Regions from separate parts of the Mus musculus genome. Here regions 2 and 3 are each linked to region 1. Evidence: chromatin contacts called from ENCODE Hi-C or POLR2A ChIA-PET data. All regions are on one chromosome and are shown on one strand. Each heading gives the region's core, a stretch centred on a gene start or an enhancer-like site at or near the end of the contact. The rest is flanking DNA. Distances are from core to core; before and after follow the strand shown.

Region 1 (4,890 bases), core at 847-3,346:
CCCTCCAGCCACAGCTTCCAGGTCTGCAGATCTGTGGTTTTGGATTTCTGTTCCACAGAATGAGGTTTACCAAAGTTGTCAAGAATAAAGCCTACTTTAGAGATACCAAGTGAGATTTAGAAGGCTACCAGAAGGTAAAAATGACTACCATGCTCATAAATGATTGCTGATAAATGGCAAAATTAAGCTGCTCAAATATAAGATAGTAGTTCATGCCACTACTCGATTGTATATACCTGTAAAAGGAGGATATGATAGGCTGCACAGCATATGTATATGAACTGTCAAAATACAGGTGAAAGTTGGCCTCACCAATTATGCTGTAGCCTAGTATACTGGCCTGCTGCTGGCCCACAGGCTTTGCAATAGGTTTGGAATGTACAAGATCTATGAAGGTCAGGTGGAGGTGACTAAAGATGAATACAATGTGGAAAGCATTGATAAGACTATCAATGCTTGGCACCTGCACTTGGTATTTGGATGCAGGTCTTGCCCAAATTACAGTGGTACCCTGAAGGGAGATGTGAATGGAGGCTTGTCTATCCCTCATAGACCTAAACAATTCCCTGGTTTTTATTTTGAAAGCAAGGATTTCAATGCAGATGTACATCAGAAGCACATCATGGGTCAAAATGTTGCAGAAGAAATATTGGGTTGCTCAGAAGAAGGGCACACTTCCTCACAGCTCAGAAATGAGCTGCTGAGAGCTAAAGCAAGTTTCTATTAAGCTTTTTTTTTTTTAAATAAAGACAATAAACTTATTGACCAAGGCACAAAAACTGATGCACTTTCTTAAGAGCTTATGATAGATATTTGCTCCCATAAATACTGTACTGGTGTGTGGAGGGGAGGCATATTGTTTTATAGCCTCACACTTGTGAACTAATAATTTGATGTGAAACGGAACTAGATTTCCTCTGAGTGCTCCCCACTTTTTCTTTTCTTTCTTCCTTTCCTTTGTGTCTTTACATAGCTCTGGTTGTCCTGGAACTCAGTGTCACCCACGCTGGCCTCAAAATCACTTGAGATGCATCTGTCTCTGCCTCTTGGGAACTTAGAATGAAAGGTGTGTGCCACCATGCCCGGTTTCTGCTATATTACTCATAGTGAAATCAAAGAGATTTTTAAACGTAAAATTTAACTATTCCTTCCACACACTCTTAAGTCTGTCGGCTTCTGTTCCCATGAGCAAGGTTCCTAACAAACCTCTAAGGTTCACAAGATCTGTCTCTAGTCACTCAATATTTTGGTAATTTATCTCCCCATGCAATGCTTCCTCAAAGCGGATCTTTGAAGTACTGTGTACTAACTGGCTCATATCCATCAAGCAAATTAGAAGTAAAAGACACCCTAGGACTACGGAGTGAGCATACACATCTTGATTAATCTGTAAGGGATATTACTTTAGACCACCAGGGCCGAATCTTAGTCACAACAGTGTAGACTCCAACTTGGGTGCAAGGGCTCAGATCTCACCTATTGGTTAGCAATGAGTCTTAATCTACGTCAGTACTCTCAGTCGTGAGGTGGTGAGAAGAGAACTTACATCCATGAATACGTACGCTAACACATTTTTAGGTATTTACTCATGGAAGAAGCCAATTTTGTTTAATAAACAAACCGTGGCGAGAACTTTCAGCCTGTATTTGCCGACTGATAACGGCGTGCTCTCTCGCCTGCACTGTTGAATCTGAGGCTGGAGACTTGTGTTTCACCAGTCCTAAATGCTAGGAACACACTTGACATTTCCCGAGCGTTCTCCATTCACCAGCCAGATTCACTTTCTGAAAAATCTGGATTAAGAGCCCAGGGAGCAACAGCCCTTGCACGGTTCCTTCAGTACTTGATCCCTGGGATTACAGTATTTTTCTTTTGCATGACTGACGTTCTTCGATGAGATTGCTGTCCTTCTAACAGTGGCGTCTCTTTCAGTCTTTATTTTATTACAACCTCTCATTAAACTTAAAGCACGACTCCTAGGCGCTCTCCCCCGCAACAGTCCCGAAAAGAGAAGAGCGACTCTCCCGGAGGCCATTCTCGCGAGGAGTTCTCCTCTCGCGGGATTTCCCTGCGTCCAGAATCCTTAGCGCGAAGCGGAAACTATCTTCCGCTCAGCCTCGGTGACTGCGGGAGTTCGGCCGGAAGCTTGCGCGGAGGTTCCGTCTCTGGCCGCTTCTGCAGGGAAGCTAGATGGCGGGGCCTGAGCCGCCGATGCCGCTGTCCCGAGGCGGCCCAGGCTCCGCTTCGCTTTCTCCGCCCCGGGGAGACCGCACCCTCCTCGTCAGGCACCTGCCGGCCGAGCTGACGGCTGAGGAGAAGGAGGACTTACTGAAGTACTTCGGGGCGCAGTCGGTGCGCGTCCTGTCAGATAAGGGGCGCCTGGTAAGCGTGCGCAGCGGGCGGGGCGGGGCGGGGCGGGGCGGGGCGGAGCCGGGCCGCTAGGACCGGGAGAAACAGGACTAGGCTCGCGGTCTGCGCCTGCGCAGCTTGCCTACCAGAGAGGCGAGCATGGAATTGAACCTTGAGCCAGTTAGATTAAGGCTGAGCCACGCAGGGACTGTGTAGAGGTTTCTACCGGCGAGCGCACCCGCCCGGTCGAATTCAAAACTAGCCTAGACTTGAAAATACTGTTTCTGTTAGATTCTCATAGTCGTATGCAAGGTTTTTGGTTTTGTATTTTTATTTTAAAAAATTGCTTTTAAATCCTGGGTTGTAGAGCAGGATATACATAATAGCAAAAATTTGAGTGTAATAGACTTAATAGATTAACAAAATGCAAATACAAATATCCCTTAATTCAATCTAAATACAGTAGGCTCTCCTTGAATCAGATTGGACAAATTCAGAGTTCTAATAAACAACTCAAACTTACCAGTAATATAATTTGTTCACCTTTTTCAGGATGGTATTCAAAATAGAATTCAAATGAGAAAATTAGACTTATTACTGAAATTATAGAAACAAAGCAAAAAGAGACAATGCACCTTGAGGGGTGATTTCACTGTTAGTAAATGATTTTAAATTTTATCTTGTATAGACTGAAAAGACTTTTGAGTGAGATGAAAAAGGGTATTCCATATGTATAAATTTTTCATTTTAATAATGAATCAAGCTTCTCCATGCATCACTTTTGTGTGGACATGAAACTCACAGTCTAGAAAGGCTATGCTGAGGGTTTTTTTTTTTTTTAAGGTTTTATTTATTTATTATATGTAAGTACAGTGTGGCTATCTTCAGATCTCATTATGGGTGGTTGTGAGCCAACTTGTGGTTGCTGGGATTTGAACTCAGGACCTCTGGAAGAGCAGTCAGTTCTCTCACCCGCTGAGCCATCTCACCAGCCCTAAATGTTTTAAGAGTGATCTTTTTTGGAAAGAGGAGATGCTTTAAGATTTATTATACTTTTAATTATGTTGTACATTTGTGTATATTTTGGGGGTTTGTAGGAGTACAGGTGGTTATGAAGTTGCTGAACATGGACATTGGGACATCTTCCCAATGATGCCCTTGGTAAGAGCCCTACTGACTTTTACCACTGTCCCATCTCTCTGGTCCCCAGGAGTAGAGAGTTTTTTTAAAAATTGTGGTCTGTTGAACTCTTTGCTATTATAAAATATATTGTGTTTGTCCTTATTCATTTATGTTGAGAGGCAAAGCTGAAGAGCGTGCAAGTCCAAGAAGTCTGACCCTAGAAGATTCGGAACCTCTAGACTGAAACTAGTGATCAGTTAAATAGTCTAAAATTTCCATCCTTTCCGATACTTTCATTAATATATTGCATGTTTTTAAAATGTTACTTTTTATTAGACTTTTGAAACACTGGAAATAATATGTGCCTTAATTTTATTTCAGAAACACACAGCATTTGCTACTTTCCCTAATGAAAAAGCAGCAATAAAGGTATGTCTTTTTCTTTATTGTTAAAGTTTTCAGAGATTTCTTATCCAATCTTAGGACAAAAGTGACAAGTAATAATAAACTGTCCTTTTTAAAAGCAAAATCATTTGTGTCCCAAGAGTTTTCCCAAAAGGTCACAATTGGCTTGACAGATATCAGAGCTTCTCCAGTGCTTAGATACTGAGACTTGAGAACCGTAGATTATTAAGTAAGAGAAGGATTCTAGTATAATTTAAAAAAAATTATAAAGCATATTAGATAAACATATCTAGTGTTTATGGTTCAAAAACTTTACAAGTATTAAAAGGTATAAACCCAAGGAATCATTTGTAAAAGCTATCCCTTTTGAACTAGGCCTCTGATTCATTGAATTTTGACATGAAAACAAGAAGAAATGGGTTTTTCAGGTTTAAGAAACAATGGAATTGGCCATGAAATGTGAGAAGTCTGTCAGGAGCTAACATCAGTGGTAGAACTAAAAATGTGAGATTGTATTTAAGTGGAAGAGAAGTATTAAATTTTATTTAGTAGGTGTCCTAAAAGAACTTGATACTACTGAGAAGGCTAAAAATAGGCTTAGACTGATGAAAATTTTGTCTGGTAGGGTTTATATTTATATATTAGATTTGATGTAGAGAAAAATTACAGATAGACTACATGGGAAGCTGAGGCAGAAGCAATAGGTATCTGAAAAGGGCAATAAGAAAACAAAGGGAGAGAAGTACATGTATGCTTTGGAGGAAAAGGTTTGAGTCTTATTTTACAGAAATTATTTAGTAGAGTATTGCATAGAATGCACAAGGTTCTATATCCAATCCCAGTACTACAAGAGTATAGTTTGTAGGTCTTAGTAATACAAGATTTGAGAACAAAAAGTACTTCAGGATCCTAAGTATTTTTCTTTTAAAAAAAAAAAATGTCTTTTTTGCCACTAGTACACATGTGGAGGTCAGAGGATAATAATTGGTTCCTCCTTCCACAGTCTATGTCTCA
Region 2 (4,890 bases), core at 1,792-4,291, 3.0 Mb before region 1:
CATTAACATATACTAGTTACTATCTTAAGCTCTTTGTATGCATTAAATAATCTCATCCTCAATAATAATGCCATGAAGTAGGCACTATTATTCTGAATTTAAAGATGAGACCAAAAAACAAGTGAAAGTGTAAGCTGGGGGCACAGTGTAGTGGTAGTCGATAACAGCATTGATGACAGCATGCTGCAAGGACAAAGCTTCAACCCACAGAAATGTGCACGCAGTAAGCAAACTGTCCAAGATCACCCAGGCAGTGGCAGAACTGGGACTTTAAACCCAGGCAATCTGGCTCCAGATCTAACCCTGGAACCTGCATTACGCTGCTTCTCCGAGGGGGTCTTCTCAATTCTGTGTCTGGGCGTTCCCTGAGAACCAAGATGGCGACTGGTTTTGATGTTGCTGTTCGGAGGTGAAAGGAAGGAAACCTCATGGTCTCTGTACCCAGAATAGTTTAGGGTACACAGCAGGCAAGTATTTGCTGGGGTAAACTGCTCTTCAATAGTTGGCTAAGGAATCTACGTTGTTCTTCCTATAGGTCAGGGGTTAGCAAAATTATTCTCTAGGAGGTCAGAGAGTGAATATTTTAGACTTTGAAGACTATGGAGCAGTGGTTCTCAACTTACAGGTCTGGTCCCCCATGAGAGTCAAACAACCTTTTCACAGGGGTCACCTTAGACTATCATAAAAAACAGATATTTACATTAGAAGTACAGTTACAAAGTAGCAACAAAAATAATTTTATGGTTGGGCGGGTCACCACAACATAAGGAACTGTATTATCAGGAAGATCAGAAGCCACTGCTATAGAGTCTCTGTCACAATCGTGTGTGGTTGTGTTCCTCTCCGCTACCCTGCTAGCCCGGCCCCTTTATTGTTGCTGTTGCAGTGCTGAGGAGATATATACACATATATATACATATACATAAAAAATATATATATATATATATATATATATATATATATATATATACATATATATATATATACAATCTACCATAAAAGCCACGCAGTAATTTTCCAGCCAATACTCCCATACAATTGCTCATTGATTCTGCATCGCACAGATGCAACCACAGACAGTGGGTAAGAAATAAGGATGGCTGTGCTCCAGAAAAATCTGATTTATGAACAGCTGGTTGAGCCTTGCCATGGGTGATAGGAATATCGGGTTTCTAAACAAGAGTAATTTTTTTTTCCCAAGACAGGGTTTCTCTGTACAGCCCTGGCTGTCCTGGAACTCACTCTGTAGACCAGGCTGGCCTCGAAATCAGAAATCCGCCTGCCTCTGCCTCCCGAGTGCTGGGATCAAAGGCGTGCACCACCATGCCCGGCTGAGTAATTTTTAAAGTTGAAGTTGTGTTTTAACACGATTAACTGTGATTACAATTTAATGTGTCGAAGAAGAGTTCAGAGTGTCAGGCATGGAATCACAAGTAATGGCCCATATTGCCCAACAGAAACAAAATGGACACCACAAACTTGAGTCATGTGTGTCACTTTAAACTGTTTAGAAGTTACTTAAAAAAAATAACTCTCAAAGTAAAAATTAATTTGAATACATTTGACCCCAATATACCCTAAATAAAGCCGCAACAGATAATCAACATAAAATTGAGACTTTTTACATTTCTGTTACTAGCAGGTCTTCAAAATCTATGAATTTTATACTTACAGACATCAGTTTGGATTAGCCCGAATTCAATAACTACATGTCTATATATTAAACATCACAAAATAATCACCAATGAGAGGCTGGGGTGGGGTGGGGGTTACACATCAGTGGTAGAGCATGCTAAGTGAGGGCACCACTTCAACTGTCAAAATCAAACAAACAATAAGACAATTAAATAACCTACAGATTCCTATATACGGCTGATGTTTTAAGTCCATTTTTCTGACTGCTTTGCTGGTTGATTCTGGACCTAATTTTAAATCGCATACCACAGTTTAACAGTCCAGCGACTCAATACATCAGTGTCTTCTTTTTGTTTTTGTTGTTTTTTAATTCAACATTTTTTTCACCGTTTAGTTTCTACAAACATTTTCACACCTGGTCTTCATTGCAATCAAATGAACAGCTAGACATATTAAATCAATTTAGCAAATGAGAAAATGTAATGTTCACAGAAACTAACAACTAAAAAGTTATTAGTAAAAGAGGGAAAAATCAGATCGCCTGTGGTTAGTGTGGCAAGTTTGCATTCATCTGTGCGATAAGATACCCTAGTGTAAACTCTGTGAAGATCAAGGTATCCCCAGGGGTCCGACGAAGGGCTTTACGGGTTGACTTATGTTTTGAATGTACAGAATTCCTGATTTTTCCAGTTTTGGGAGTTGGTTAAATGATTGAAACTGACGTGCGGATGAACCGAAATATGTCACTGAACGTTTTGTTTTGTTTTTAGATGGAGTTCTAAAGCTTCACCCCCAGTGTTCTTCAAAGGAGAGCATGAGTGAAGGGCCGGGCGACCTGAATCCTAGTGCGGACAGCTCCCTGAAGTCACCGTGAAGCTTTTGTGGAAATGACAGGGAGAATCAGAGTTGCCACCCAGAAAGGACAGGCTGGGCTCTGTCCCGCTGAGGGCCAGAACACGGACGTGAAGGAGTCGGCTTGCCATTTCCTCATTCCCTTTCCTCGCGTCCCCTCCGCAACGGCCGGCCCGGCCACAAACAAAGGTATCCATTAAGTCCGCAGGGTCCCTTCCCGATTCCCGGTGTGACAGTCCGACACCCGCGGACCGACCGATCCCCACGGAACCCAGCCGCCATCTTCCCCATTGGCGCGACCCCAACCGCCACCCGCCGGCTCCGGGAGCTCACCTCTCCTCGCAGTCTTTGCATTTCACTAGCAAGGGAACAAGCTGCTGGAACAGAACTTGACTCATGTCGGACCGCTGCCCCGACGGGAGGGTGAAGAAGCCCAGTAGGCCCGGCCTTCGGTCCCGGCTGCAAAGAAGAGCCGGTCCCGATGAGTTTGAGTTTGGCGCTCAGCTCCCGCGGAGGAGGAGGGAAACGATAAACAGAGGGAACGAAGGAGCTTTGGACCTCGTCAGCCACCGTCACCTTTTTCCGGTTCGGGCACCGACCGAGCCGGGCTGATGCGTCATTTCCGTGGACCCACCCCCCTCAGGCGGCCACGTTTGTTAAGGGAAGTGGGACCAAAGGGGACTGACAACTTTGGGCTGAGCCAGGCTTTCAAAAGGACCCAGCGTTATGGAGGCTCCGGCGGCGACTTCGCCCTCGATCGGATTTCCCATCGACGGCAGATGCAACTACTTCGTAGAAAAGAAGAAGCGCTTCTGCAGGATGGTGGCGGCCGCGGGGAAAAGGTTCTGTGGCGAACACGCTGGCTCCGCCGAGGTCAGCTATCGCCCTCCCTTCCTGGGAGTCGCGGGTCTGTGGGTGCTGGACCCCAGTCTCGCCCCTTTGACAGGTTCCTGCTTCCGTCCCATGGATTTAAGTAAATGCAGTTCTGCCCACCGCTCGGAGCCGCGAGGAGCCCCCGAGGAGCATTGCTTTCTTGTACTAAAAGCTCCCTCTGCTGTCTCAGAGACCCTTACACTCATCCTTCCTTCCGCTAGTCCCCCATCCTCAGGGGAAGTGATTATTTTTATAAAGGAGTGCTTGAAAAAGATCACTAGGTTTTATTAACTGGGTTCTAATTAATTATAGTTATTGTTTTTGAACGATAACCACTTGTGAATGCATGGGGAAGAAACTTAGAAACAATTTTTGTTTGTTTGTTTAGACTTGTAGATTAGTAATTTGCCTGTTCTTTATACATTAGGAGCCACTAATACTTTTGCACTTACAACCAAAATGTCTTATGACATTAATGTCTGTTGAGAGACAAAAAAAAGAAAAAAACAAAACAAAACAAAACAAAAAACTTTGCTTTCAACTTTGAAGTTTGTTATTTTACGTTTATTTTTCCTTCTCCGTCCCAGAATAATAATTACAAGTTCATAAGGTGTTTTCCTGGAGAGTTAAGTCTAAAGTCACAGGAAGCCTCATTACCCTCTACACCAAAAAAGAAAACATTTTACTAACCTGCTATACACTGTTTCTAAACTCAAACAATAGATTTTAAAAATGTGTGTGTGTGTGTGTGTGTGTGTGTGTGTGTGTTCTGTGATTACGCTTTGAAAGTTAGAGTACTATTTCCCTTGAAAGACAACTTTCTGTTTTTGAGATGGGGATCTTGCTGAATTGCTCATATTGGTCTTGAACATCTGATCCCAGGAATTCTCCTGCCTTAGCCTCCCAACTAGCTGGTCTCCATCAAAGAATCACACTGGAATTTAATTTAAAAGTCTATACATGAAATAATGTTGTTTTTTTTAATACTGAAAATTCCTTAACTTTCTCTAAAATTCAGTGTGCGTATCTTCATGAACATTCTGAAATAAATTGAAATAAACAATTGAGAAAAATTAAGAGTAAATACTTGGTCAGCTTTGGCTGTAGGGCTAGTACTAAACGTTATTTTGCTTTTAAAAATTCAATTTTCACAAACCTTAGGAAGCAAGTCATACTATTATTCTACTTAATAATATAGTAAGTCTATACTTAATATAGAAAGTCTATACTATTATTTACATGAAGCAGTCAGGATTATAGAGTTAGCAGCTAATAGAAAGAGCTGAGAATCACACCTAACCACTGGCCTCTGGATTTAATAATTGGGCCATCCTGTTGCATCCAGGTTGATAGGATCTGTGGGGCAGACCTGCCAACATTGTTTCCCTTGCTTTTCTCCCAGTGCCTATAATTAAATGCATAAAACATAAAAGACTGTAACTAGCATTTAGAAAAGTTGCAAAGCTAGTGAATATGACCCATTCTAAATTGTTAAAGCCATGCCTTGTTGTTCCTGGCGTATTTTCTCCT
Region 3 (4,890 bases), core at 642-3,141, 2.3 Mb before region 1:
GGAGAAACTAGCATTTAGAAATTTGGAAATATATCTGCTAGCAGCTAAAATGTCTGAAAACTTTTGTGATGGACACTGTTCTAAGAGCCTAGAAGGCAAACACATCCTGACCTCAATTTATAAGAAATTAAATGTAAAGGAATTGTCCAGGGACATGTCACAAGGCAAAACAAGTTATGTCCCAATTTTGCTCTAAGCTATTGTCTAATATTCTTTTGTTTTTTGCTTTTTTGGGGGTGGGGGGTTGAGACAGGATTTCTCTGTGTAGCCCTGTCTGTCCTGGAACTTACTCTGTAGACCAGGCTGGCCTTGAACTCAGAAACCTGCCTGCCTCTGCCTCCCAAGTGCTGGGATTAAAGGTGTGTGCCACGACTGCCTGTCTTCCCTTTTTGTTTGTTTTTGGTTTTTGTTTTTGTTTTAGAGACAGGGTTTCTCTGTGTAGCCCTGGCTGTGTTTAATATTCTATTCGATTAACCTGCCAGTTATCTATTTTCTCAAATGGTTTTAGGTCCATTATAGTTTCTGATCACTGATCCAAGACATATTTCTATCATCTTGAAGTAAGTATAAACACCGACAAGTGTGGCCAGCAAGTCAAACTGACCATTAAACACTACTTTTTTTTTTTTTTTTCTAATTCATGACCAACTTAAGAAGAAGCCTATTTAGGATTCAAGATTTTTAACATAACCCTGAAACCTTCAAAATTCTGAGTTGTGAATCTGAGAGATATGACCGGAAGTTCTCTGGCCCACACTTTTATATGGAAGACTTGACAATTTAAAAAAACAAAACAAAACAAAAAAACCTTCCTCTCCTCCTCTAACAACACATCAGCATCTTATCTCAATATAGGGTTCACTTTAAGTTTGACAATCAAGCAGAAACTGACCCTTCTTGTTGTAACTATTATTTACATATTTACCCTGTTTAAGGTATATAATGCACTAATACATCCTCTGGTTACTTAGTCACTCTATATGTACATGTGGGAATGACAGCCTTCCTGGGAGAGTACATGTAAGGTCTCTTTGGCTATGTTGCAGACAAAAAAAAATGAGATCGCTGTTCCCTATGGAACTACTTCAAAGACGGAAGCTTTCAGATCGCTTGCTGAATGTATAAGCAACTCATTAAGCCTGTGTCAGCACCTCATTAGCACTCAACTCGGAAAGGATGTCTGGCTAGCTCATGAAATAACGGATTTGATAACTATCCCCAAGAGTGTAAAATAACTTTTTTTTTTTTATTTACTGGAGAAAGGCACAAAATTAGACTTGTAAAGTAGGACAAACTACCGTTTCATTTCCCAAGTCACTGAGTATGAAGTAGATCTTAATGGACAGGGTGTGTGTTTTACAGGGGCTTAAAAAAAAAAAAAAAAAGCAGACGCTTAGAGTCTGTGCAGTCTAGGGTAGGAGAATCGGACGCTAGCTAGATGTCTTCCCCAGAGGCCTGGGGACTTTAATCACGTACCAGGGCTTCCTTCCCTACAGTCAGGACTGAGGTGTAGGCTTCCAGATACACGCGACTGCATCGTCTCACAACTTCCAGGCCCTTGACTGTGATGTCCTTGGCATCTCCCAGGCCCAAGCCGATCAAGTAAAGCATTCCGAACTCCAGGGATGGGGAGACTGCAGAGCGAAGTGAACAACAGAAAAACGTCAGCTAACACCGGGGACCTAAAGTCTAGGGATGAACATAAAAACCAAGGTGGCACCCTGCGTGCGTCCGACACTCCTGCATACTCTTAGAAAATAATGGAATGACTGTTTTTAAAAGTGTGATCCGATTACCCGCTTAGAGACTCGGAGGTGATTCGCTGACGTCCCTCAAAGTCTCACTGCAGCCTTTTAATAATTGCAGTCCCCAAACCATGTGCCCATCAGAGACAGAGCTTCCGGGTCTCACCTAACGGCGCCGTAAAGCGCAGAGCCCTTCACAGCACTTTACGACTGGCAGGAGGCGGAGATGACAGACCGCTCCAGGAACGAGCTATAGAGCGATCGCATACCCCCCGCAAGGCCCTCCAGGACTCGCTGACTCCCGGGCAGAGGTCAAGGGTCAGGAATGGGTCCAGCTGTGCGCCTGGAAAGGACCCAGCGTGCCCACGCTCCCGGCAAGCCAGGACTCAAACATCCCCAAAGGGCGTCCGGGCTGATGACGATAGCTCCCAATCGCCCTCCAGACGCACACTGGCAGGAACAACCGGAGGGACTTCCCTGACCGACCCCGCGTTTGCTCAGCTTTGAATTCCCGCTCTGTAGATCTGTCGCAATTTAACCAGAAGTCACCCTGGTGAGGGGACAGGTTGGCTTGCCCTGCTGAGTGTGGTTGTTAAGTTCCCAGGGGGGGGGGGGGGGCTGTGACTCCTTCTAGGGGTTTGTCCCTGGGATCTGATACCAGAATGCCTCAAGGGAATCTGCCTTAGTCACCCTCGGTGGAGAGTGACCTTTTAAGAGTGCTCAAGGGATGACTAAATACGAATGTGATGACATATACGGATGAAAAATGCCATAATGAAGCCCATTACTTAGTATGCTAACCAAAGGATAATTTTAAAAAAGAAAGTAGTTCTATGGCGGGAAGCGCATAACAAAAAGGAAAGTGCTTTAAACCTCTCAGCGGTTGTTGCAGAGATTCTTAAAGATTGGTTACACGCAGCTCCAGTAAGCGAAAAGTTTACACTGCAGATGCTCTTCCTAAATTCACTGGTAACTTTATCCAAGTTGGGAAGACAGTTCATTGCTTCTCTTGGCACAATGTAATGGCCTTTCAGATTTTTCTTAAGTCTAGCCTTTTCCTCCAAGGGTGCACGAAGACCTGATTCTCCCTGTTCCCACTAAATTGATTTATTCTTTGCACCATATTAAAATACATACACCTCAAAATAGATCATGGTGTAAATGGAAAGACCTAAAATTATAACAGAAGAAAAAAAAAAAAGAAAAGAAAAGAAAATCTGACCTATCCAGGGAGAGATTTCTCAGGTATGCTATAAAAGGCATGTTGCAAAGAGAGAGGAAAAAAAGTCATACTTTAATAATAAAAACTCCCTTCAAAAGACTGAAGTCGTACACTGAGAGAAAATGTTTGCAAACCAGAAATTTGACAAAAGACTTGTCAACAGAGCAAACAAACCAAAGGAAGGCTATCAAGATGCTGGTAAAGGAACTTGTCACGCAAGTCTGACAACCTGAGTTTAATCCTGGAACCCAGTTAAAGGTGGAAGAAAAACAACTCCACAGAGGTCTCCCCTGACCACCACAGGCTGGCACACCCACACACACCCCCACACCCCCCCACACACAAACAAATTAATAATAAACTGAAGATGAATTCAAATCTAATGGATTCTTAAATGGAACAAGAAAACAACTCAATGTGGAAAAATGTACAAAAGATTTTGAGTGATAACAAATAAGATAGGCTAATAACAGATAAGCATTTTAAAACTTGTCTAGCCGGGCAGTGGAGGTGCACACCTTTAATCCCAGCACTCGGGAGGCAGATGCAGGCAGGTTTCTGAGTTTGAGGCCAGCCTGGTCTACAGAGTGAGTCTTGAACCCCGCCCCCGCCCAAAAAAAAATCTAGAGAAATGGTTTTCAAAGTTCTTTTTAGATTATTTTATGTGTGTGAATGTTTTCCCTGTCTGTATGTCTGTGTACCATATGTGTTCCTGTGCCCATGGAGGTCAGAAGACGGTACCAAAATCTCTGGAACTGGAGTTACAGATGTTTATAAGCCACCATGTGAGTGCTGGGAATCAAACCTGATAATCCGGAAACCTATCCAGTTCTATACATCCAGAGCTGGATTCATCACCTTCTTTACCTGCGTGGTATCTGACTCTGTATCGGGTAGGTTTGACATTCCCCCAACCCAGATATTAGTCACCCCCACACGTACTGCCAGGTCTTCTCTGTCAGAAACCATACTGACTATCACTGTGTTGGTTCAGATCCTAGCTCTATTACTCTGTTAGCTTCCCATCTTGTTCCCTTCAAATGTGTCTTCACAGAAACCAGGGAGGACTAGTAAAGATACACCCTAAAAATAGTATCCCCCTTCTAAAAAAAAAAAAAAAACTTTGGCAAAAGAAACCCCATGCTCTTAAATTTCCCATCTATGGGATGTTGAGTACCTGCCTCCCTGGTCCCCTTACATACCATGAGCGTTCTTTCAGTGGTATTGACCCACCTGTAGTTCTGTGCCCAAAGCATGCAGCCACATGCACCCTGCTGACACCTCAGCTCATCTGAACATTAAAGCCTGTCTCGTCATCAGCCTAGATTCCCACTACCGATCCTTTACACTCAGGAAGTCTCCCCAGAGGTCTCCAGCCTCTAAGCAAAGGAGTCTCCTCTACTAAAGTAATGTGTCTATAAAATAGCTGAGTCTCTTTAAAACTGCATACCTGTATAGGTCCCATGTCCAGCTGTCAATGGCCCACACAAAACAAACTCAAGGGTATATCTGTAAATGTGTGTCTTACATTGATTTGCTTGGGTGGTTTTTGTTGTTGTTGTTTTGTCTTCCTACTTTTTTGCTAGTGTACTAAGGTTTCTAGTTTTGTTTTTTTATGGTTTTTGTTTTTATGTTTATGTGTGTCCGTGTGGTTTCTGTGCTTTTTTCGCTTTTTAAAGAAATTTTGTTTTGCTTTTTTATTTGCTGTTTGTTTTCTAAAAAGATAAAGAAGGCGTAGAGTTGGATGGGGAGGTGAGGGATCTAGGAGGTGGGAGAGGGGAAACCACAGTAAGAATATATTGCATGAACTTTTAATGAAAAATAAAAATAAACAGATAAAATTGTCTTCCTGTATTTCTGCTTCATGAAAGTAATTTTCTGAAGTCATTGAGTGTGATTTCCTTGTGTCCGATTCTCTAGGCT

What was found. Hi-C counts contacts between places; a loop is a spot of excess contacts on that map. ChIA-PET counts read pairs that join two places held with the same protein, here RNA polymerase II (POLR2A).
Region 2: a loop to region 1 is called in a map of gastrocnemius, with 11 times the contacts of the local background. The contact joins the promoter of Sass6 here to the promoter of Rnpc3 in region 1. A Hi-C loop is called at or near these places in 3 of 37 maps with a recorded cell type or tissue (T-helper 17 cell and gastrocnemius).
Region 3: a map of regulatory T cell shows a loop between it and region 1 (7-fold over the local background). The contact joins the promoter of Dph5 here to the promoter of Rnpc3 in region 1. A Hi-C loop is called at or near these places in 1 of 37 maps with a recorded cell type or tissue (regulatory T cell). POLR2A ChIA-PET finds 5 or more read pairs at or near these places in 2 of 5 experiments (Patski and embryonic stem cell).

The regions. Positions count from the first base shown.
Region 1 is chr3:113,627,355-113,632,244 of GRCm38, reverse strand. It overlaps Rnpc3 (RNA-binding region (RNP1, RRM) containing 3), which reads left to right and starts at 2,096. Exons shown (of 15, transcript NM_001038696.1): 1 at 2,096-2,382; 2 at 3,853-3,900. The coding sequence starts at 2,191. It also overlaps the pseudogene Gm17954.
Region 2 is chr3:116,593,109-116,597,998 of GRCm38, reverse strand. Sass6 (SAS-6 centriolar assembly protein) reads right to left here and starts at 3,041. Exons shown (of 17, transcript NM_028349.3): 1 at 2,821-3,041. The coding sequence starts at 2,885. Trmt13 (tRNA methyltransferase 13) reads left to right here. Exons shown (of 12, transcript NM_030016.3): 2 at 2,406-3,360. The coding sequence starts at 3,214.
Region 3 is chr3:115,885,184-115,890,073 of GRCm38, reverse strand. Dph5 (diphthamide biosynthesis 5) reads right to left here and starts at 1,891. Exons shown (of 8, transcript NM_027193.2): 1 at 1,797-1,891; 2 at 1,477-1,634. The coding sequence starts at 1,611. It overlaps A930005H10Rik (RIKEN cDNA A930005H10 gene), which reads left to right and starts at 1,944. Exons shown (of 2, transcript NR_015487.1): 1 at 1,944-2,310.